Regions from separate parts of the Homo sapiens genome. Here all the other regions are linked to region 1. Evidence: chromatin loops called from intact Hi-C (ENCODE). Cell type or tissue: heart left ventricle. All regions are shown on one strand. Region 1 holds the start of LOC124904326 (a long non-coding RNA gene). Region 2 overlaps TSHZ1 (teashirt zinc finger homeobox 1). Region 3 overlaps LOC107985177 (a long non-coding RNA gene). Region 4 overlaps LOC105372201 (a long non-coding RNA gene). Region 5 overlaps ZNF407 (zinc finger protein 407). Region 6 has its middle 140 kb from the start of PTGR3.

Region 1 (4,000 bases):
CCCTCCCAGTCCTCACCTCCTCCTCCCTGAGTGGCCTGGTGGGATGGAAGGTGTCTGTGGCCGGCTGCCCAGAACACCAAGAAGGGCCCTCTTCCTCCTTGAACTTGAGCCAGCCCCTGGCGTCTTTCTCGGGGCCAGAGCTTTGCCTCTAAATGGTCTTTGTTTGCAGACGATCTGCTGTGCAGATCATGAACCGTCGCCGCAGTGCCAGACAGACTCTTCATCCGGACCGGCCGTCCCACTGGGTCCCCTCAGGAAAGCGCAGAAGCCGGGGACCCCAAACCGCGTCCAGCTCCTCCCACCCGCCCTTCTCGGAGCCGCGCACTTGGTAACTTGCGTGTGAAGAACTCACGGCCGTGTTGCCAGGAAACTGCGGGGAGCAGCCTTTGTGGTCTCACATATGCGTAACATAATAATAAATAACGGTTAACGTGATAATAAATAAACAAATAACAATAATTATAACGTGCCCCAAGCCTGTTGTTTCTCCAAAATTAATTTATGATGAATTACGACTCGAATTCCTCGGAACATACCAGTGGGAAGAGGAGAGGGGGCTATTTTATTTGCCACTGGGCTCAGAGTAGGGTTAAGAACTGTCTTTCCCTGAGCCAGACCTTGTCCCAGGTCCCTGGTAACCCAGGGAAGGTCGCCAGAGAGGAATTCTCTCTTTCCCTCTGCTTCTCACATCTCCTCCTCTGCCTAGGACAGTGAAGTTTTTTAGATACTTTACTTGCATTTCTAATTCAGTTATTCTTCTGAAATTTATTCAAAGGATTTATGCTTATGAAATTATAATATAATGCTGCCTATATGCCAATGAGCTGGAGGCAAAGAAAATAATTTTCTTCAATTTACAGTTATGAGGCTGGAGGAAAATGATGCCTTCTTATCACCTCTTTCTCTTTGTATGTCTCGGTATTTTTTTAAGTCTTCAGAAGGCAGGAGCTGATGATGAATTCTTAAGCAGATCACACTGATAATTGTATTTCAGAGCTGTCAGCGCTGGGAAGACTGGCCAGCGACTGTCTCCATGCACTTGAGCTATTTGTGTCGCTGCCTTCCTTCTCAGGAACTCAGCCCTCAATAAAGCCAACTCGCTGGGGATATTGTTAAATCGTCTGAGAGGATTATTAGATCGAAGGGAAATTTATGGATGACACTTTGTAACAATTAATCAGGAACTGTTGATGAAGTTTAAGTTGGTTCTTTATTCCTGGACCAAAAAAATATATATATACGTATATAGATGTGTGTGTATATATATATATACACACACACATATATAAAATCATAATAATATTCAGCCCTTGTTCCAATTGTCAAATGGCTCATTTTGTCACTCTGTTTGATTAATGAACCTTTTGGAGTCCCCCAAAAGTCCTAGTAATACAAATAAAGAGAATCATAAATATTGAATAAGCTCACAGCACAGTTAACCTTGACTACATTTTGGGACATACTTGGAGAAACTTTGCTATACGGAAAATAAATTGCTGTGGGGATTAAAAAAATATGCACACCCATACCAAATTGGAGATTTTGGAGAATGTCACCTCTCTGACCTTGTCACTCTTAATAATCTGTTGTGATTAATTAGTTTAGTTAGCTTTACAATCAGGTCAGCAGAGCGCCGGCATGCTGGCGTGTTTTACCGATGGGTCCCTGCCCAGCCCAGAAAGGGATGCGGGCTGGGGTGAGGGAGGGTCTGGAGCTAATGGGGCTGGTGTTCTAACCTCACAAGGTACTAAACGAGGGTGATGGGTGAGGACGATTTCAGGTCGTAATTTACGGAGCAGGGCCCTGGGTGGGGGCAGGGAGCCTTCATTGTGTGTTGGTTCTTGTGTTGAGTGCACTCACCCTTCTCAGGCAAAGATCCCCCCTCACCAGCTTGGAGCTTTTGCTGACACCCCTTCAAAGTTCTGATTCCAGATCTGACCAGTTATTTGACCCAGAAAACAGATTCTAACTAGGCTGTAATGACTTGCAATTTTTGAATGTAGCATCTAGTCCAGGGGTTAAGATTCCAGGGTAAGAGAGAAGTGGATTTGAGTTCTCCTCTGCCGTATCAGAGCCGTGTGGCCCTGGGCGGTTGGCTTTGACTTTCCGAGTCTCGGTTTCCTTATCTGTAAAATGGAGTTTCTACATCCTAGGATTTTTACAAGGATGAAGTGAAACAATTCAAAGAAACAGCTTGGCCAAATGTCCAGCATGCAATACTCTGCAGTGGGTAGGACTGTGTCGTCCTGCAATAGAAGTTGAAGTCCTAACCCCTGAGACCTGTGAAGGTGACCACTAGGGTACGCCTTAAGCCAATGACTGGTGTCCTTATATAAGAATCTGGACACAGTCACGGGGAAGACAGCCACACAAAGCCAGAGGCAGAGATCGGAAGATGCAGCTGCAGGCCAAGGACGGCCAGAATTCACGGAGCCGAAGCGCCGGAGAAGCCAGGAAGGATCTTCCCACAGAGCCTTCGGAGGGGCGGGGCCCTGCCGACACCTGGGTTTTGGATTTCTAGTCTCTAGGACTGTGAGAATACATTTCCGCCGCTTCCAGCCATGTTTTCCGTCATTTGTGAAGGCAGCCTTTGGAAACTGATACGTGCTGTAGGGTCACTGTGATCTGGTTTGCAGGGAACAAGTAAGGTGGGGCTGAGGACTTGGCCTGATGTGCCTGGCACTCGGTTTCTTGCTCCCCCTGAATAGTCCTGATCATGCCAGCTGCCGCCCCACGCAGGCTGAGCGCCGCGAAGGCCGGGATGCCGCTTCTCGCGTATGGGTGAGGAGCCGTGGTTCGTTCAGTTCAGCAGAGCGCCATCGCCGCCCCTGAAGTCCAGCTCTTAGGATCAGCGCTCAGAACCCCAGACTCTGTGACGTCGTTGTAGATGCAAAGTTGTCTCTGGTACAGGCCAAAGTGATTCATTTCATGGTATTGATTTATGTTGCCTTTTCTAAAAGTACAGTTATTTCTAAATAAAGACAACATTTAAAAGTTAAGAAGTAAATTACAATAACGTTACTTAAATTATCAGCTTAAAAATAAGGAACCTCACATTACATAGCAAATATATCCTCGGAAAGTTGCAAGCGAGTGCATTTTTTGTACGTAATGTCTTATTTTCCTGTTGACTTATAATGAGAAATTCAAAAAATCTATTTCCTCCCAAAGAACAATATTGGCCCCATTACACTAAAAATTACACTGGATCCTGCCATTTCCTTTGTCATTGTGGAACCAACATGTTCCAGCCGTGACGTAATCCTTCCAATTCCTGGCTCCCGCTCTCCTCCAAGACTTTCCCGCAGGTCATTGCAGATCGCCACCTTCTGCCAAAGGTTTTCACCGACTCTCTGGTCCGACGAGGAACGCTGCTGAGCCTGACTCTAGCAGGTGAGAGGCAGGATGTGGGGTCCAGCTCAGTCAGAATTCCTTCTGTGGACAAAGTCTGTTCACGTTGTGAGGGCTAAGAAAATGATATCCCACAATGAAGGCCTCAGAAGCAAAAATGTTTCTCACCTGCTCCTGCCCTCCTGTCCCTGGCCGCTCAGTCTCCCCTGAGGCTGGCCATAGACATCAGAATCTCTCTTCCCCAGTGCAGGTGGAAGAAGCCAGAGCCCTGTTTCCCCAAAGCCAGGCACAAAGCCGAAAAATACTCCTCTAACTTGCCCCCTGCCTTTCTGTGTAAAAACTGGCCCTAAAGAAATTATCTGACTTCCGTTGTTGGATTGTGGGTCCTGAGACCCCCATTCCAGAGAGGGTCTGCCCCCCTCCCCTGGAGATGGGAGTGCTGCAGAGAGGCTGAGAGGCACCTGAGCAGATGGGCCTTGCTGGGTTCCCCTCTCTGTCTATCGGCTGAGACCAGGCCCTTTTTGTCCAGTCAGTTTCTACATGGTGTCCACACTTTGTTGAACCTAAGCATAAAAACAGATCGTTTTTTCTGCATCTTCATGCCAAAGGCTCCCATATCACATAAAATATGTCTGAATACATGTGTATG
Region 2 (4,000 bases), 81 kb after region 1:
GTGGCTGCTCTCTGTCCCTTGTCCCTGCGGCCACCCAGGCCCCACCTGCTACCCGGGCAGGCTGCTCAGACACACATCCTTCCTAGTGGTCTTCCTGCAACTCCTCTGGTGGAGACCCCGGAGCCACACGGGTTGAGAGCCCTGGGTGCCTCGCCTGCCCCCACGGGGTCCTGGGGAGAGGATCATGCCCTGTGGCTCTGCATCGCTCTCACCCCTGTGGCGGGTGGGGGCAGCTGGCCTTCTCCCTGCCCTACCCCTGCAGTAGGTGGCGCAGGGTGCAGGCGGGTGGGTGGGGGGAACAGATGACTTCCTCCTCATCTAACTCCTGCAGTGGATGGGGGTGGCTTTGGTAGGGGGGAAGGGTAGGTAACTTCCTTCTCATCTCACCCCTGAAGTAGGTAGGGGCAGGTGACCTCCTCGCCATCTCACCCCTATAGTAGGTGGGGGATGCATGACCTCCTCCCTACCTCACCCCTGCAGTAGGTGTGTTGTGTGGGGGTGACTTCCTCCTCCTCAACTCACCCATGCAGTAGGTGGGGGACGTATGACCTCCTCCCTGCCTCACTCCTGCAGTAGGTAGGGGTGAGGGTATGACTTCCTCCTCCTCACCTCACCCCTGCAGTAGGTGGGGGGAGGTTACTTCCTCCTCCCTGCCTCACACCTGCAGTAGGTGGGGGTATGACTTCCTCCTCCTCACCTCACCCCTGTAGTAGGCGGGGCGGGGGTGACTTCCTCCTCCCTGCCTCACCCCTGCAGTTGGTGGGAGGTGCATGACCTCCCCATCTCACCCCTGCAGTAGGTGGGAGGGTTGACTTCCTCTTCCTCGTCTCACCCCTCCAGTTGGTGGGGGGCGCATGACCTCCTCATCTCACCCCTGCAGTAGGTGGAGGACGCATGACTTCCTGCCTTCCTCCTGCAGTAGGTGGGGGGTGGGGGTGACTTCCTCCTTCTTGCCTCATCCCTGCAGTTGGTGGGGGACGCATGACCTCCCCGTCTGACCCCTGCAGTAGGTGGGGGGTGACTTCCTCCTCCCCCTCTCACCCCTCCAGTAGGTGGGGGGGTGACCTCCCCATCTCACCCCTGCTGTAGGTGAGTGGGGTGACCTCCTGGCTGGCCCTGCCAGGCTCTTCCCTGTCCCCAGTCGCAAGGGTACTCTCCCAGCCTCCACGCTCCACGCCCACACCCTCGCCCCACTTGCCCAGCCCCGGCAGGAGCTTCTCCCCGCAGAGTCCCCAGTGTTTTCTAGAAGCTTTGCCTCCCCCTGTGGGCTCTCCCTTCCGTCCCGCTCTGTAGCTGGCAGGCGGCCTGTCCTCCCTGCAGCAAGGGGCCAGGGTGGGCGCAAGCCCTCCTGCCCTCCCCGCGTGGACGTGGACGGGGCGGTGCGGGCTGGCCCAGGGTCCGGGGTGCCTGCAGCGTGCTGGGCCAGCCAGGCGGTAGAGGGTCGGCTCAGCCAGTGCCCATGGCAGCACCTGCATGAGGTCCCCGCTTCCTGGAAACTGAGCCCGGGAACGGCCTTGGCCCGGGGAAAGCAGGGCTGAGTGCATCTCCCCTCTGAGAGCATGAGGTGCTAGCAGAGCTCGTGGGCCGGGCCTTTACCGTCCGGATGGGTCTGGGATGAAGGCCACAGGTCACCCAGAGCGGGACTGGGTCAACAGTGGCTTGATGTCCTGGCACAGACGAGGGTCCAGGATGGATTCGATTCCTTCGGTGCCTGTGGGAGGGCGGAGGCCTGGCCGCAGTTCTGCAGCCGACGAAGGGTGGTCTGAAGACCCCCGACACCTATTTCAGTGCCTGTGCCCTCAAGATGTACCAGCCCCGGGCGTGTTTGCGGGGACATGCCTCTTTGCAATGAGTGTAGTAGTTAACCCCATGCACAGGAGTTATTTAGACCACACTCTCCTATTTTTGTAGGATCTTTTAAAAAATTACTTTGCTTTTGTCAGTGTGTTCTTCTATTTCTTTTTACTGGTAAAGTCAATTACTGAAGAAAAATAATTTCGAACTAGAAATTATCTTTTTAGTTTGAAATAAAATTATGTGCAAGGAGCTTCTAAATTATCTAATATTTTTTCCTCTTTGCAAAAGTGTTAATATTATATGGAAAAATTGGAAAAACACAGAAAAATAAACAAACCAAAAAAAGCATTATTCAAGATCCTCCTACCCCAATGTAGCTTACTGTGAACATTCTTATCTGAATTCTTTCAGGGTCTTTTTCTTTCTTGTTTTTTTTTTGCTCTACAGATATTTTTCAAACAAAGATGGGAGGATGGTAGTATTTATTGGCTTGCTTTTTCACTCACTAAATGGTGAACAGCTTTTTACACAATTCTTTATACATTTTCATTATTCTTTCTTTAGGGTTTTTTTTTTTTTTTGACATTGCTTGGTCAAGCTTTGGCACCTACTGCAAACCTGTTTTCAAAATATATCCATCTATCTTTCCATTTCTAGTGCATGAAAACGATCATATTCCTGGGCCGTTGCCAGCATGGGTATTTTTTAATTTGACAATCTTTGCCAGTTTAGTAACTGTGAAGTAGTGTTGTTTCAGCTTGCATTTCTTGGATTACACGTGAGGGGGGAGCAATTTTTCCATATGTTTTATGAGACAAAGGTATTTTTTCCTTTTTGAATTATTTTCGGTCATGTTATTTGCTAATTTTTCTGTTGCTTTGTTCCATCATCTTACTCATTTGGAAAAGCTGGAATAAAGGTGTTAACTCATCGCTTTAGCATCTCTATACTTGCAGTCCCCACCTTCTGTTGTCTTTTAAGATTATGCAAGTGATACAGGCTTATTTTAGAAAAACTTGAACAAAGAAAAAAATTTAAAAATTAATGAAACTTATTTGAAATCCCATCATCCAGAAATTACCAAAATTGATATTTGGGTATATATTCTTCTGGATCACTTCCTATGCAGATCTATTAATGTCTGTCTGTCTATCTATATTTATCTCTGTCTCTGTATCTATTTATCTATCTTTGTCATTTTCAGTGCATGTATAGTATCCCATTTTGTTGTTATGCACAAATTACTGGAGAAATCAACCATTGTTGGAAGTGTGGTTTTCTCCCACTTTCATATTATAAACAGCTGTGTAATTAATATCTTTGTATGTATATCTTGGCCATAGTCTCATCATTTCCTTGATAAATTCCCACAAGTAAAATTACCAGGTCAAAGGTTTTGGATGTTTTAAATTATTTTGTTGCGTGTACTGCCAACTGGCCTTCTGGGAAGGTCGTGCACATTTTCAGTCCCACCAGTGACATGCATTTCTCTGGGTTATGGCATTTTTTGATATATTGAGTTGTTTTTATGTAGTTTAGTTGGTCCTTTCTTGCATAGTTTCTGCTTTTAAAGTGATGTTTAAAGGTGCCTTCCAATTCTCAAGATTATGTAAATATTCAGTTTTATTTTTATGAATTGATTGTTTTATGTTTAAGTATTTGATACATCTAAAATTAATTTTGGTATATGGTGTGGGAAGGGCATCTCACCTTATTATTTTTCTAAATGCCATTTATTTAAAAATCTGTTTTTCCTAATTGGAATTCTAAATGCTAACTTCATTGTACACCAAGAATATAGATATATGTATATATGTATATATTTGCGATTGTCTTTCAAATTCCATTTTGATTTCAATGAACAATCTGCCTCTGTTCCTGCCCTGTGTCCCCTTGTTTTAAGTACTATATCTATAAAATACAATTTAAATAATATAGCTTTCTACCCACCCCCTGTGCCCATTACTTTCCTTTTTTCAATGAATACTTTTTTCTGTTCTCCTAAAGAAACTTTAGAATCATTTTTGTCACACCTTGGGTAATTTGACTGAAATGGTATTTAATAAGTTAATTCTGGAATACTCAGCATCTTTATAGTGGTAAATTTTCCATTCTAAAAACAACTTTGGTATATTTTCAAGTTTATTCAAATCTTATTTGCTACTATTAAGTTTTGTGAGTTTTTTCAGAGGTAATCGCCTAG
Region 3 (4,000 bases), 290 kb after region 1:
TTCCTCTGAAGCAGATACAAAGGGATGTAGGATTGTGTTGACTGACAAGGCCAGAGTCTATTTCCATTCCTGCCCCTCTTGGGAAGTTAGATTAAAGGGGGAAATATTTTGCATAAAAGTGATTTTAACAGAGTAATGACTGAAATGATAATATGCCGGCGATGGGCATCCATCACAGTAATGAAATAGCCTCCTATAGGAGTCCTGCAACTGGCCGTTTCCCCCCAGAAGCAGTGTTCCCTCTCCACATCACCCTCTTGGATCCTTTCTGATCTGCCTCACTGAGGCTTCCTTCTTCAGAAAGCCAAGCGAGCAAGCAATATTGCCTTTCTCTCCTTCAGCTCCTATCAAAACAGTGCAGCAGCCCCAGTCACAAACTCAAGAGTCTTTTGACAGCAGCAATTAAGCAACTTAATTAATGAGTGAATAAAAACGATAATATTTACTGAATGGGAGCATCCTGTTTTGCATTTTTATTCAAACTCTGCACCTGAAGAACACCACTAAGGAAAGCTCCCCATCCCCCTGTTGTAGAGACAACCCCCTCTCTGTCTCTCTCTCTCTCTCTCTCTCTCTCTCTCTCTCTCTCTTCCTTTGCTCTGTCTCTCTCTCTCTTGCTTCCTTTGGTTCTGGCCTCATAAACACCCCAAGGGTAAAACACACACAGTGTAAGATTCACACAAGGCTAATCCCTGTCCTCTTTCCGGGGGAATGCACTTCTATCTTTGTCATGGTCTTTGTTCACCCCTAAAAATCCTCATTCATACATGAAGGACAATTTCATGATACTTTTCTGAGGCTGAACTTTACATCAAAGTGGGTGATTAATTACTGATAAGGGTATAATAAAACATTAATGCATTTTGTAATTAACCAGCTTAGGAATGACATCTCCCATCGCTTCATGAGTGACATGTTCACACACACACACATACACACACAGAACTTTTTTTAAAAAATTCTTTATTTGGCTATTAATCTCAGCAGTGCCCTCAATACATTACATTCTTTTTAAAAGCCACATATATTTTCCTCAATGAAATATCTAATCCATCTTGAGTGTAAGGAAAGCCCATACATAATTATTCCGTCGTGACAGACAGTGAGCTTTCTCGCTATTATTTTTGATGGTGCTGTCATGGATGCCAAATGTATGTTGTGGTGGGAGCCAGCCAGAGTCGGGAACCCACCTGGAGAGCGGCTCCTTTCTTCTCTCAGGAAAGGTTCCCCACGCCTGACAGCCCCACCATTCTGGTTAAGCTTAATTAGTCAAGAGAGAAAAAGAACTGACTTCGGAGTGTTGTGTTACGTTTGGGGCTCCCCCCTTTTTTTCCCCTTTCCACTCAAAATTTGACATTCTTTGGAGAAGATGAAGTTCCAAGTGGGATCTGTGTTGGCACTTCCCACCCTCTCGTCATCCTCACGTGGGACCCGCTTCTCACGGCCCATCTTTTGTCTACCAGGGGCCTCGCAGGACTCTGCACAGCCCGCACAAAGGACGTAGGATTCTGCACTGGCAGAACTGGATGTAATGTTGCCCTGAGAAACATTCATTTATTTCAGAGTGAAACCCGTTAAAATGGAAGTGTGTAGGATTTGGGTTGGCTGGATGCAAGCTTCCCTCTGCAGCGGGATGAGGTACGCTGGGTCCCCGACATTCACAGCCTCCCACTTTCATGCCCCTTGGCTTCTCAGGCCTGTGCCTTCCCGCATGCACACTGGCCTTGGGCAAGCGACTTGTCCTGGCCAAGGGGACGGGAGTCACATCCATACTTGCCGGCTTTAAAAATGTGCTTTTGTGTTTCCGCTTGCTGTCCTGGAGGCTGCCACTACCAGGAGCACGCTGGCCTGCCGGCGGGAGGAACAGATGCCAGAGGAGACCTGACTGTGTCCTCAAGGCCATGCCCCATCAGCCATCCCAGCAGAGCCCACAGCCACCCACAGAGGAATGAGGATCCCCATCCAGGATCACCGGAACTGCACAACTGACTCACAAACGTGTGAAGAGTAATGGGTAACGTGTTGAACTGTGAGCCTTTGAGCCTGGGGAGGTTTGTGATGCAGCAGTAGCTCCCAGACCCTTGAGGCTCTTCGGCACGAAGGTGCTGAGCCATGCACCTATGCAAAGCCAAACTCTGCACTAGGCCTACTGGGGTGTGCAGAGAGAGAGGGCTGAACAAACTGCGGTTCCACCCAGAAGACCCAGAAGAACATTTACGGAGGAGTCAGTGCAAGAGGCGAGAGAGCATGCGTGAAGAGGCTCGTTCTTGTGGTGTAGAAAAGGAGGCCAGAGTCTCCCAGACCACGATTCTTTTCCTTTAGGTGTTTCTTGGGCATTTTCAATCTTAAATCTCTTCCCATGTTATTGAGATTTCTGATTGAATGTCCCCATTTTCCCTCAGACAGCAGGCCGTGTGTGAGTCACCACCTCCATCTTTCTATGTCCTGGGTGTGGGCCCAGTGAAGGACAGTTATGGAAATTTAGAGAGAAGAGGTCGCAGGTGTGGTGGGGGTGGTGAAGCTTCAGAAGAGAAAAGAAGCATGGTGGAGAGGGTGGACTCTGGAGGCTACTGCAGAGCTCTCCCCCAGGCTATGAGGGGGCATGATGGTCCCAATAGCCTGAGTCTGTGTTCATTTCAACTGGCTACCTTGTGACGAGGAAGATGGCCCAGGTTCCCAGTGGGAAATCTATGGTTATCATTAAGAACGCAGGGCCTGAGATGAAACCTGGCAGGTGAAAGGCACCTGGTTTTATGCAACCTGGTTTTGCAGAAGCCTGTGGGAGGGGGCCCAGGGGGGAAGGGAGCAGAGGGCAGTGTTGGCTCTGGTTCCCCCACCAGGCAGGTGGGCTAGCACCTGGGTAAGGGGCTTTGCATCTGGAGCTGGTCATGCCTCAGTCCAGATCCTGCCTTTATCAGTTGATGGGCTGTTACCTGCCAGTGGTTATGGTGAGGACTAAATTACGGAAAGTCATCAAGGATCTTCATTCATTGCCCACCACAGAGCAGGCACTCAATGGAGAACACTCACCACCATCTATGTTGTTAATGTTGCATCTGCAGCCCTTGGTTTCCTGGAAAGACTCTACAGTACAGGGGCAGGTTAGGGGCCACAACCAGGAAACAAGACACATCTGAGAGAATGCATGGGAGCTTATGGAAGGATGTACAAGGCTGGGTGTGGGAATCCCGGCACTTCGGGAGGCTAAGGTGGAAGGATCACTTGCATCCAGGATTCAAGCCTAGCCTGGCCACGTAGTGAGACCCCAGCTCTACAAAAAATCAAAAATCAACTGGGCATGGTGGCATGTGCCTCTAATCCAAGCTACTCAGGAAGCAGAGATGGGAGGATCGCTTGAGCCCAGGAGGTTGAGGCTGCAGTGAGCTGAGATCATACCACTGCACTCATTCTGGGCAACAGAGTGAAACCCTGTCTCAAAAATATAAATAAATAAATAAATAAATAAATAAATAAAGAAAGAAAGAAAGAAAGAAAGAATTTACAAGAGGGGAGTTTTAGTGGTTGAAAAATCATTCACTCATTCCAGGAGCAAGAGCCTTGTGGGTTTTCTTCCTGTTCTTGCCTGGGTTATCTCTACTGAACCAAAGAATCCTTGTTAGGAATGCTCTGGTGGTGTCAATCAATGCGTTTATAAATCATTTGCTTTTACCATGGAAAAAGATATCACAAAACAACACAGCTGTAGTGCAGGTGCAGATGACCATGGAACGGCAGCCTGGCGTTTTCAGTAGAGCACTGGGCAGCAGAGTCCCTGGGCCTCGGAACCCCGGCCTGTTACCACCCAACACCATCCCTGGGCAAAATGCGAAACTCCCATCAGATCCATGAATGGAAAATGGGCGTAATTATAATTGCACCCCACTCTCTACCTCTCAGCTAAGGTGAGAAATGAATATGAGGATGCTCAGTGAAAATGCTTTGAAGTCTGTGAAATGCGAAGCAAATGTGAAGCGAGAGGAATAATAAGGTTCTAAGGACC
Region 4 (4,000 bases), 310 kb after region 1:
TCTTCTTCCTCCTCTTCCCCATCCTCCTCTACTGCCTGTTCATAGGGGAAATATACGTCTGTCTGTCTGTCTATCTATCTATCTATCTATCTTTCTATCTATTATCTATCCATCTCCCAAATGCAAACACTGAATCACTAGTCAATAAGTCTCATTATAAATGTTTGATGCTAGCCCAATGCTGGGCTCACTTTCTAAACTCCTAGGTAATTCCACAACAGAAAGAAATAAGATTTCAGGTATTATTTTATGTTTCTTATAATATTATCAGTATAGGATACTAGTTAAACTGTGGAGACACAGAGACAAATGGAGACTAGTCTGAATAACCTGGAGACAGTCCTCTCTCACAGCAAAGTAAAATCTGGTTTGGTGGTTCTGCTTTGCAAAGTTATGACGGGCTCAAGCTCTTCCTACCTTTTTGCCTCACTCTCCTGACCTGTTGTCCTCTCCACATAGCCCCAGATGACTCACCATCATATCCACATTCTAGCCAGTGGGAAGGGGAAATGGAGTTGGTAAAAGCATGTTCCTCTTTCTCTTGTGCACTGCAACTCTGCACAGTCCATCTGTTCTTACCCCATTGGCCAGAATGCAGTCACCTTGCTTCTACTGGCTGCAAGGAAGGATGGGGATTGTAGTTTTTCCCATGAGAACTCATATACCCAGACTAAAATTGGTAACTGTATTATCAAGAGAGAGTGGGAGCAACTTGGGGACATTGACAGTTTCTGTCACACTTAGCAATATGATGTACTCATAGAGGGATACACAATTCTTGCTGTTGTTGCCTATTGATAACTTCACTGTGTATTTTCTGGTCTTCAGTTTACCATATTGTGATATATACTGTGTACATGTATAGGGACTTCATTACTTTCACTCAAAAGCTCCAATAAAGAATCATGCAGTCTAGGTGCAGTGGCTCACACTTGTAATCCCAACACTTTGGGAGGTCAAGGCAGGAGGATCGCTTGAGGCCAGGAGTTTGAGACCAGCCTGGGCAACATAGGGAGACCCAATCTTTACAGAAAATAATAATAAAAAGAATCATGCAAATCTCTAATTGTGGAAGTGTTATTTTAGCAAACTACATGAAAAGCTTACGGGTTATACCATTCATTTCCTTACCATGACATTTTATTTAATTTAACTACAAAATCTCAAAGAGTCTAATACTTTCTGATGCTCTTTTCATTTTGTGCCTTTCACATTATAATTTATAGCTTAAAGCCACCTTTCTCAAAGTCTAAAAATCTGTTAGTCAATTTTTCCCTTTTTATAACCTTTCCATATATTCTGTCATATTAAAGAGATGATGAAGCCCATTATGGCCATTAGAATTCTGATGCAATTAAGTTTTATTCCACTATAAGTGACAGGTACTTGATTCCTTCTTGGAATGGGATAATTTTCTACAGGCCTGCAACTCTTACACCCTCGTTAATTTGCAAGGCTGTTTTAGAAAATATGTTGTCAGTGCTGAATGAGGTACATCTCTAACTTTGAACAAATCATTGTCTTAATGTTCTTCAGGTTATAACATCCATTTAAAGAAAAACCTCACCATTGTCCCCAGGAGAGTCAATAAAAATGCTTCTGTGCTTTGTTTGTGGACACTTAAATAATAGGAGAGCTCCCCCTACTGATTGACGTTAGGGAATTATGGAGGAGGGGCTAATCTCAGGCCTTTCGCTCTTGTTAATTTCTCTAATGCTCATGCACAGACCAAGATGAAAATCAAAAGCAAGCCTGTTTGACACTGGCTTTTGAAATGCTTAAAAACATCAGCATTTGTCAAGTGGAAAGATTTTCATTTCAAAGTTCTAACAGGTTATTATTATTCCAAGCAATGGAGAGTTAAAAAAGGTTGAACAACTATAATAATGGTGGCATCTAAGTGTGGGGAGTGATCAGGTGTTATTGTTTGTTTGCATAAAATGATATCACCTAGCTTTGTGTTGGGTTTGTTTAAGAAATGTAGGCTAATTAGGCCATACAAGTAACTTTGTTTTCTGAAAATTAATTAAGCTTTTGTGGCCTTACCAGGTTACAGGGCCAGGCTCACCTCCCACACAGTTGCTCTGGAGCTATGTAGGAGGCAAGCCTGTCTCACGCTGAACTGCCAGGTGATGCCGTCACGGGAAGAATGGAGTTTAGTAATGCTGCATTTGAAGTCTTGTTCAAGTCGTAAAATGTTGGATTCTATTTTTATTAAATCGCTTAAACTTTCAACATAGTGAAAAAGATTTATTTAACATACATTTCACAGGCCTTTTTGAATGCATATTTTTTGGGAAAAAATACAGCAGAGGACATTTCTATAACTAAAGCTACTGTCCTGAAGGGACAAAACAAGCGCGTTAACTATTGAGGTCCTATTGTTTCATCAGGCCATCGGCAGAAACATTGAAAATGTTGTATTTGTAGGGTTATGAGGGAGCTCTACCCATCTCCTTCAAGTAAGACAGACATAAATCCTCTTTATGATTCGAGAATATCGTATAGAATCTACATAAAGTCTTAGAGGCTGTAGAGAAATAGGTTTTATTGTAAGAACCCCCAAGTAGAGAAACCAAACCAAGCATCTGGAGAAGCATATGATGTAGTGAGCTTGACAAAAAAATGCCTCATCTATAGGAAGAAGGACTGTTTTTAGCAACCTCCTTTTTGTATCTGAACACTTTTTTAAAACAGCTCTATTGAGATGTAATTTACATACCATAAAATTCTCCCATTTAAATTATACAGTTCAATGCTTTTAATATATTTACAGAGTTGTGTAACAATCATGATCTGATTTTGGAACATTTTTCATCACCTCCAAAAGAAACCCCATGTCTATGAGGTGTCACTTCTTATCACCCCCTCAATCTTCAACCCCGTACCCATTAAAAGTCACTCCCTATCACCCCCCTCAATCTTCAACCCCAGCCTCTGAAAGTCACTTATCTGCTTTTGCCTCCATGAATTTACCTCTTCTGGACATTTAATATAAATGGAATAATAATATTTGATCTTTTGTGATTGGCTTTGTTTCATGGCATAATATTTGAGGTTTATCCTTGTTTTAGCATGTATAAGTAATTCATCTTTTTTTGCCAAATAGTATTCCATTGTATGGGCATACCACATTTTGTTTATCCATTTATCAGCTGAAGGACATTTGGGTTGTTTACACTTTTTGGCTGTTACGAGCAGTAGCTGCCCTCGGTCTTCATCCAGAAGTCTTTGCAGGGACATATGTTCTCATTTTCCTTGGGTAGTTACTTAGGAGTGGAATTTCTGGGACATATGGTGACTCTATATTTAACATATTGAGGAACTGCCCAAATGTTCTCCAGTGTTTCTGCACCTTTTTACATTCCCACCAGTAAGGTGGGTTCCAATTTCATCACATCCTTACCAACCTTTATTATTGGCTTTTTGATTATAGCTATTCTATTGGATGTGCAGTGGAATCTTATTGTAGTTTTGATTTGCATTTCCCTAATGAGTAAGGACATTGAATATCTTTTCATGTGCTTTTTCGCCATTTGTATATCTTCTTTGGAGAAATGTCTGTTCAAATCATTTGCCTGTTTTATGACTGGGTTATTCTTATCATTATTGTGTTATGTGAAGTTGCTTTTATATACTTTGGATACAGGTCTTTTATCAGATATATAATATTTTCTCTAATTTTATGGGCTGATATTCCAATTACTTGATGATGTTGTTTGACTCATAAAAGTTTTTAATTTTGATGAAGTCTAATTCATCAATTTTGCCTTTTATTGTTTCTGCTTTTGGTGTCACATTTAAGCAATCACTGCCTAACCTAAAGTTCCAACAGGTCACAGAGATTTACTTCTAAGTCTTTTTACAAGACATAGAAATTGGTTTAGTTTTTACAGTTAGGTCTATGATCCATTTTGAGTTTAGTTTGTATATGGCATAAGGGAGGGGGCTAAATAAAGCCTTATGCATGTGGATATTCAGTAATCTCAGCACATTTATT
Region 5 (4,000 bases), 210 kb before region 1:
CATGGAAGTTTAGAAGGCCATTTCCTTTAGCCATTTCCTTTGTTTTCATTATTCATTTAATAAAGACTTTAGTAATGATGCTTGTTTTTTATTTTCTTTATTCCTTGCTTTTGACATGGTGTCAGTGGTGTGTTTGCTCATCACTATCTGTATCCTATACATCAGGGACATTTTCATGTCATTGAAATGGAAGCAACACAGAAACTTTCTTTTGAGTGTTTCCTAATGTATGAAAAATTCCCTTTGGTGGTTTTACTGTATTTACTCAGGGACACAATGATTTCCTCAAATACCCCAAACTGTAAGTATCTTCACAACAGCCCAAAACATTCAGCATGATATAATGTCATTTGGCATACTCTCTCATCTTAAACATCTGTCAGATGCATACTGACATGGCGTGGGCCCCTGTTTCTCCAGCACAGAGGACCCAGGGGCTAGAGCAGGATCTGGCCCACAATAGACATTTCCTAGGTGTCTCTGTGGGAATGGATGGGCCTAGGCCCTTTGTGAACTGACCCCCGCCACTCTTGGGCTCATTCCTCTTCATTCCTTCCCACATCCTGCGCCTCAGCCCTCTTGAACTACGGGTATACGCCAAATATGCCATGCCCAGTCCTCCATGTCTCGTCTCCTAAGGCCTTGGCCTTTGCACACATACAGCACCCTCTTCCCTCTCCTGGTGCTGGGAAGCTGAGCCGCTCTGATTCCAAGAGTCAATTCTGAAACCCTTCTGAGTGGACACAGTGCCCTACCTACCTCCCTTCAGCACTTACGTGCTCTGTTGAAATCACCTGGTTGGCTGTCCAGCTCTCCTACTGTAAACTCTTTGAAGGCCTGAGACTCGGCTGAGGGTTTTGATGAAAGAATTAACAAATGAATGAATGAATGCTGGCAGTGTCTATGTTCCTGGCTGGAAATCTTATTCACCTGAACAATAGATGCCTATCATTCTTGTATACAAAGAGATTATCCTGCTCTGACAGTTAATGCATGGTCTTCATCCCACATCAGCCCCTTCTTCCAGCAGCCACATAGAATCATTGGAGCTCCACAGTTCTCCCCGGTTTCTTTGTAAAATCCAATCGCACTTTCTTTAGCTCTAATTTTTCTCTCATTTCCATTGACTAACCTTCATTCCTTTTTTTTTTTTTTTTTGTCCTGAATGGAACATTCCCAAGTACTGCAACAAACCATTGGGTTATGCATTGCCTTTAAATATCCAGTTCACTCCATATCTGACTTTTCACATTATTTGTAATATGAGTAACAGTGAAAGCCAGTGAAGTATGGTCCTGTGTAATAATTCATTAATAACTTTGGAAGTGATTACTTATTTAATTGTCTCCTTACAACTGTACCCATTTGGTAGAGCTCACTGGACCTGCAGGTTATCGGGTGGTAATATTTTCAGAGCATCATGTTAGTAATCCTTACGCCCTTGTTACCTTTCTTGGTCAAACCCTGATACATTGTTAAGAACTACTCGATTTTTTTTTAATCCATGTTTTACATGTTACAAAACAATTTATAAAGAACTCTCAGTTTTCTGCATTGTAGTGGACCCAAATTTTATAGCAAAATCTCCTCATTTATGCAGCAATCTTAGAATTTGTTAAGAAGAGGAAATGTTCATTGAAAGCAAATTATTCCACATTTTATTGTTTTTACATTCAGCTTTTTAAACAACACTATTATAAAACAATATCTATGTTACTTTTTAAAATTTCAGATGGCTTATACTTTAATGGCTTTAGAATAATTCCATTTTGTTATACTTTGCAGATTTTTAACTAGAGAATTTAATATATGAAAAAAGTGTTGCAACAATTATCCCATCTTTTCGTGGAAAATTCTATGCCTGTAAACATATTAGCAAAGTGTCTATTTCTTAGTTGAGTTTGAATTGCTCTTCAGAAAGAGAAGCAGCTGCTATTAACAGGCCTCATTACAGCTGCCTCTTGACCTTGAGTGAATAGAAATATTTGTGGCGCCCTCTTGGGGAACAGTAATGTCTTTTCCAGCCATGGTCAAACTTGTCAGTGCCTGAAACCTCTATTGACCGCGCCTATCACGTGAAGCCTACTTGGACAGGCGTTAAGTGTAAGACTAGGAGGCAGAGCAGTTATATAACAGACTTTCATATGTAGCTCCCACTGTCGTGTACATGGATCCCTGGACCCCAAATGGATGGGATGTGGTATTCTAGTGTCTGGCCATGTACTAAGCACTGAAGTCACAGTCCTTGTGAGGGATCATGTTATAGGGGTAGGTAGCAATGCACACTGTACCCATATGCACATGCATCTCTTGCCACCTGATCTTTGAGTTTATCTTACAAACATCAGCTTTATGCCCTCTCAGGATTTGGGGTGGTTGGCAATAAAATCACTAAGCAAATGAATGAAGAAAAATCTGATGATAGTTTCAAAAGCACTTTTTTTGTTTGTAACCTTGGAATTTCTTGTATGTATAATACAATCAAAATTTATCCATCTTGCTTTGTCAAGTAAGAAAGTACTACAAATGAATCATCTGAAATGCTTGATTCAACAACCTATCATCCGGGTTTTTTTTTTTTTTTTTTTTGGGTCTTCTGAACCAATATTATAACCAAACTTTTAAATTGTTGTCTTTTTTCTTTTTCATTTCCTGGTTTTAAATATTTCATTGTTGACTTTTATTACATACATTTAATTTCATTTGCATTCTACAAACAAATGCTGAATGTTAATATTTTCTTGCTTTTTGATCCATAGGATTCATTTTTGTAACCAAGATTTCTCAAAGTGTTGCACAGAACAGACAGTTGATATCAGAAGCACCTGGGGTGGGTGTCTGCTCCCTACCCTCCCTTTAGATGTCTGCTAAAATTCAGAGCCTATGTGAAAAACTAGAATGGCTTCTTGTATGGCACAGAGATCTGCATTTTCGTGTGTATCTATATGATTGCCTTAGCAGTAGAAAGAACCTCTTCATTTTGGGTCTTAGATATAGTGTACGTGTAGTCCCATTTTTTATTTTAATTTTTGTGAGTACATAGTAGGTGTATGTATTTATGGCATACCTGAGATGTTTAGATACAGGCATGCAATCATGGAGAGTGAAGCATGCATCCCCTCAAGCATTTATCCTTTGTGTTACTAACAATCCAATTATACTCTTATTTTAAAATGTACAATTAAATTATTATGTACTATAGTTACCCTGTTGCACTACCAAATGGTAGGTCTTATTTATTCTTTCCAATTTTTTTATACACATTAACTATCTCTTTCTCTCCCCACCCTGCCATTACCCTTCTCAGCCCCAGGTAACCATCATTCTGTCAACTGTCTCCATGAGTTCAATTGTTTTAATTTTTAGATCCCACAAATAAATGAGAACATGTGATGTTCTCATTTATTTCTGTGTCTGGCTTATTTCACTTAACATAATGACCTCCAGTTCTATCCATGTTATTGCAGATAACAGGATTTCATTCTGTTTTATGGCTGTATAGTACTCCATTGTATATATCTACTGCATTTTCTTTATTCATTTGTCATCTGTTGATGGACACTTAGGTTGCTTCCAAATCCTGGCTATTGTGAACAGTGTTGCAACAAACATGGGAGCACAGATATCTTTTTGATGTATGGATTACCTTTATTTTGTGTATATACCCAGCAGTGGGATTGCTGGATTATATAGTAGCTCTACTTTTAGTTTCTTGAGGAAGTTCCAAACTGTTCTCTGTAGTGGTTATACTTATGTTCCCAACAACACTGTTTAAGGGCTCCTTCTCTCCACATTTTCTTTGGCATTTTTGTTGCTTGCCTTTTGAATATAAGCCATTTTAACTGGAGTGAGATGATGCAATATCTCATTGTAGTTTTGATTTACATTTTGATTGATGATCGATGATGTTGAGCACCTTTCCATATGCCTGTTTGCCATTTATGTCTTCTTTTGAGAAATGTCTATTCAAATCTTTTGCCCATTTTAAAATCAGATTATT
Region 6 (4,000 bases), 98 kb before region 1:
AGGAGGTATCTGCTGAAGGCTTAGCATGTGGGCTTCTAGAATCCAGGCCCCACGTCTGGACCCTGAAACCCTCTGGTGAGAAAACAAAGAGGCCCAGCCCGTTACAGGCTGGGACACGTCGATGACTCTTGGCTTTCTTGGACTCTGGATCTGTAAAATCGACAAGGCAGAGGTGGGTCTTGAACCTCATGTTTGAGAAGTAAGCATGAGGGAAAGAACCTTCCACCCAAATGCCTACACCCTGCAGTCAGGACACAACTCTGCTTTTCTCTAGGCTGGACTCGAAGGATGCCCCCCTAAAGAGCTCACCAGCTGGAGACAGAAGACAGCCGTGGTCACAAAGCCCATTACCAGAATTAAATAAATCCGTTCTAAATCTCCCAGGCAAAGAATCATTTACTTCCTCCATGGCCCTGCATTTTCAATACCTTTTAATAAATTCTTTTAAAATGACCTAATTTCAACATGGCTTTCAACTTCATAAAAAGACAATTTATAACCAGGATAAACATGAACCTAGGACATGCCATTTCAGTCCTCTCCAGGATCTCACGTTACGCTTCAAATAACTTTTTAAGTGGAAGAATAAAAACCAACACAAAGTCAAGGTTTGTTTTTTAATTTCCACATTGAGCTCTGGTTTGAGCCTGAGCTTTCCAAGGCTGATCTGGGCTCCCTGCTTGTCCCGCCGGCGTCGGGCCCCTCCTGTGCAGGAAGCCGTCAGGGAGCCCCAGTTAGGAAGGGATCTCCCAGAGCAGGGCCACCTCTGTCCTCGCCTCCACTGCGCCACAGAGCCCCAGCAAATCTGCAGAGCTATCATGACTGATCTGTAAATAGGGCCATAACCCACGAATACAGTCTACCCCCAGTCTGGGCTCCCCTCTTTCACCTGTGCTCCTGCCGCAGTTGAAGGAGATAGAAGACGTTTTCATATCAGGATTGCAACATACGGCCCGTGGGAGAGGATGGTGATCCTAACCTATGCCTGGAAACGACGCTGCGAGTGACTTTTCTGGTAAGGGTCGGGACTCACAGTGATTGTCCAACGCGCAGTCTCTCACCCGTATTCAGAATGTCCTGGGAAACAGGCGGGGCTCTGGCTACGAGGCCACATATGTCCCACCTCCCCTGACCCCCCGCATGTCACAGGGCTCAGGTGCCTTTTCCTTTATCTCTAATTCCAGCTGTAAGCTCATGCCCCTGCACACAGCCTCTGCGTGTTCATCTTCAGGCCCTGAGCTTCTTGTGCAGCTAGGTAGGCGCTCAGCAAGTTACTTTAAATGGGTGGATAAATACATGGATTGTCAATTCGTCATCAGTTTTTCCTGTTTGCTTACTCACCTTCCTCTCTGTTGGTTTAGTCATAATGTTCTCAAATAACAAAAGCCTTTGGCAGGAATTGAATCAGATGAATGCACCGTGAACACACTGTCTTTTGGTCACGCTGGTTCAGAGCACGTCCCTCTACCTACTTCCACCTTTTTCAAAAACATTTCTTGATGAGCAGGGCCCTGAGACCAAACTTCACGGCAGACGCTGGATCTGAGTCACACTGTCTTGTCATGTGTGGTCAGGTGACCTGCAGCTTCCACCAGCAGGAAGAGATGCTGGGAGAGGATTTCCTCTTCACTCGCAGTCATCGTCATCTGAAGGGAAGCCTGCAAGTTCGTTCTGTTTCTAGTAAGATTTGTCTTTGCTTATGTCCTGGCTTCTTCCTCGCCCTGCAGACTTGGGCCAGTGCTGTTCACTGCACAGTTATTCTTTCCTCGACGTGCCGTGCAGAGAAGGCTGGTGTTTTGGGTAGTCTTGAACAATGGGGACTTCCTCTTCTCTAGAGAGAGCTCTTTGACTATAGGCAGGAAATGCTGCACGGGAGCCTGGTTAGCAGGGGTGCTGTGGGCCCCGGGCTGCAGGGCCTGCTATGCATGCAGCAGCATCTCGTGACGGGTCATCTCCTGGTGCGTCCTGTGATGAAGCAGGTGCGCCACAAGCCAGAGAGGAGCACCAGAGGGGAAAATAACACCCTGTCCATCTGACTGCAGAAGGCATGCCCCTCACATCTCCGTGCCTCTGCAATCGAGACACAGCGAGAGTGTCTCAGATGTAACGAATACCATAAATCTGTGTAAAGCAAGTCCTGGGGGAAGAAGAAGTATGGGGTCTCCCTTGGAAAGGACAACAAATATGCCACAGAATGGCACCCAGCACCCCTGAGGTGAGCCCAGCAGGCTGTGGACGGTGCTGAATTTCCAGTTACTTCTTAAGGCCTAAAGAAGATGGCTCAGCATGCTCCTGGCCTCTAATGCATTTGGAGTGGGGCAAAACACACACCTTCTCAGTGAGAGGGACTCAAGAGGTCCCAGAGGTGCAATCCTAAAATGGACAGGCTGCTCTTGGAGAAAAGGCGCCCTCCAGGCCTGGAAGACTCTAGCAGAGGCTGGTGGGCTCGATAGAGACACACAGTCTAGAAGGGCGTCCTCGCCGGGCCCGCCTGGCCCTGGGGCCACCAGGGCGTGTTCTGCAGTTCTGGGAAGCGGATCTGCTGACTGGGTCCTGAGCTGAGAACCGTGACTTCATTCCAGGCCTTCGATTTTATGAATAAGAGCTGGCCTCGAACTGCTGTGATGTCAGAGGAGTCACCTGTGCATCCTGAGGCTAGTGGGTCCTCTACAGAGTGAAGGCTGAGAATAGATAGACCCTAATATTAACACCAGCTCTAAGCCCTTTGATGATGTGAACAAGTCTCAGCGAGTGTCCGTGAATTGTTGAAGGAGAGTATCAGAAAGACAACACGGTCTGGACGTGGCAGTGATGGCAAAGTGTCCCCAAAGAAGCTGAAATCCATATAAGGTGGCCTTCTGACAGGTGCGTAGCGAGTCTTAGTTACATTGAGGGCAGAACGTCTCCCAGAGCAGCGAGCGTGGACTGTAACCTGACTGAACACATTCAGGAACCTGGAGAGAGGACGCCAGAGCCCGTGGGTGGCCGTGGGAGGACAGGGGAAGGAAGGCTTAGAGAAGCAGCCGCAGACGCTCACGGCAGGGCCGTGCAGGCAGAGGCATGTGGCCGAGGCCCCCACACTCCCTGCACGGAGAGGCTCCCAGCAGCCCAGTCCTCTGCCCTGGGGGTCCTCAGCCAGGTGGCCTGGCCCCAGGGGACAAGTGGCCATGTCTGGGTTGCCACAACTAGATGTGTGGTGGGTGGAGGCCAGGCCACTGCTGAGCCCTACGGTGCCCGGGATGACACAGCCCCTGTGCACCAGAGTCCGGGGAGACCCGCCCCAGGTCCCTGCCGCCTATGTGCCCTCATCTGGGCTGGCTGTGTCACTGGGCGCCTCCAGTAAGAATGTGTGGCTCTATGTCTAATGCAGAAATCAGCTGGCCTGCTGGCATTAGCTCCACTCCTCTGAGGGAAGGAGAGAACTGGGATTCGCTGCACACCAGGGTAACGCATCCCCGCCTGGGCGCACTTGCACGGCCAGGTGAAACCCTGGATATGGGGAGGCTGGTGGGCCACATGCCGTCTCCTGGGGCCTTCAGGTCGCACCCTCTGGTGGTGGGAGGTGAAGGCGACCGCCCCACCCATGCCCAGGAGAAGCTGGGGAGCTGGGCTGCAGGACGAAGTGAGTCCAAGCTGTGCCCCAGCCCGGGCTGCTCGTTAGGGTTGTGACACACACCGCTGTCACTCCTGTTGAAGATGGAGCCTGGCAGAGGGAAGGGGAGTCCCTCCTGGAACCTGAGGGGACAGAGAATGAAGCAAGGGGTGAAGGCCCGACCTCCTCCCAGCAGCATGGAGCGTGGCAGGGTGGCCTTCGCAGGGTCCAGCCTGATGGGGCCAAGGCCCCAGGACCCTCTGTGGCTCATACCACATACATCTGTGTTTCGTTTCTGTTAAGCCAGTGACACATCCCAGCTCTTTATCCAGAGGAAACCCAAGCAGGCTACCAAGAAGGAGGAAGATCACTCGGTCCTGTGCCGTCAGGTTCCAAACATGACAGCAC

The links. Peaks named below come from ENCODE experiments on the same cell type or tissue, not always from the same donor. Only the 100,000 strongest peaks of a DNase experiment are listed, where the experiment ranks them.
Region 2: a loop joins it to region 1, with 2.1 times the contacts of the local background. A loop is called at or near these places in 5 of 110 quality-filtered maps.
Region 3: it touches region 1 in a loop (2.6-fold over the local background); 22 of 110 quality-filtered maps call a loop at or near these places.
Region 4: it touches region 1 in a loop (2.8-fold over the local background); 23 of 110 quality-filtered maps call a loop at or near these places.
Region 5: a loop joins it to region 1, with 2.4 times the contacts of the local background. A loop is called at or near these places in 2 of 110 quality-filtered maps.
Region 6: it touches region 1 in a loop (8-fold over the local background); 9 of 110 quality-filtered maps call a loop at or near these places.

The regions. Positions count from the first base shown.
Region 1 is chr18:75,167,824-75,171,823 of GRCh38, forward strand. It overlaps LOC124904326 (a long non-coding RNA gene), which reads right to left and starts at 189. Exons shown (of 2, transcript XR_007066417.1): 1 at 17-189. LOC105376874 (a long non-coding RNA gene) reads left to right here. Exons shown (of 2, transcript XR_007066418.1): 2 at 170-462. RefSeq lists enhancers at 2,225-2,726, 2,727-3,226. In heart left ventricle, a CTCF peak has its summit at 2,285; DNase peaks (open chromatin) are centred at 68 and 2,458; H3K4me3 peaks cover 1,888 bases; H3K27ac peaks cover 3,862 bases.
Region 2 is chr18:75,249,131-75,253,130 of GRCh38, forward strand. The region is part of intron 1 of TSHZ1 (teashirt zinc finger homeobox 1); the gene reads left to right. Among named protein-coding and RNA genes, the nearest start is that of TSHZ1, 40 kb to the left of the region's middle. In heart left ventricle, no CTCF peak of the experiment used is centred here; a DNase peak (open chromatin) is centred at 1,516; H3K27ac peaks cover 203 bases.
Region 3 is chr18:75,462,747-75,466,746 of GRCh38, forward strand. It overlaps LOC107985177 (a long non-coding RNA gene), which reads left to right. Exons shown (of 3, transcript XR_001753505.2): 3 at 1,823-4,000. Among named protein-coding and RNA genes, the nearest start is that of SMIM21, 37 kb to the left of the region's middle. In heart left ventricle, no CTCF peak of the experiment used is centred here; a DNase peak (open chromatin) is centred at 1,818.
Region 4 is chr18:75,477,560-75,481,559 of GRCh38, forward strand. LOC105372201 (a long non-coding RNA gene) reads left to right here. Exons shown (of 3, transcript XR_935637.3): 3 at 1-987. Among named protein-coding and RNA genes, the nearest start is that of SMIM21, 52 kb to the left of the region's middle. In heart left ventricle, a CTCF peak has its summit at 1,653 (motif pointing left); no DNase peak of the experiment used is centred here.
Region 5 is chr18:74,962,012-74,966,011 of GRCh38, forward strand. The region is part of intron 8 of ZNF407 (zinc finger protein 407); the gene reads left to right. Among named protein-coding and RNA genes, the nearest start is that of PTGR3, 250 kb to the right of the region's middle. In heart left ventricle, a CTCF peak has its summit at 1,987 (motif pointing left); no DNase peak of the experiment used is centred here.
Region 6 is chr18:75,069,594-75,073,593 of GRCh38, forward strand. No RefSeq gene overlaps it. Among named protein-coding and RNA genes, the nearest start is that of PTGR3, 140 kb to the right of the region's middle. RefSeq lists enhancers at 726-1,925, 786-1,286, 1,575-1,724, 3,005-3,505, 3,506-4,000. In heart left ventricle, no CTCF peak of the experiment used is centred here; DNase peaks (open chromatin) are centred at 1,557 and 1,899; H3K4me3 peaks cover 1,423 bases; H3K27ac peaks cover 2,065 bases.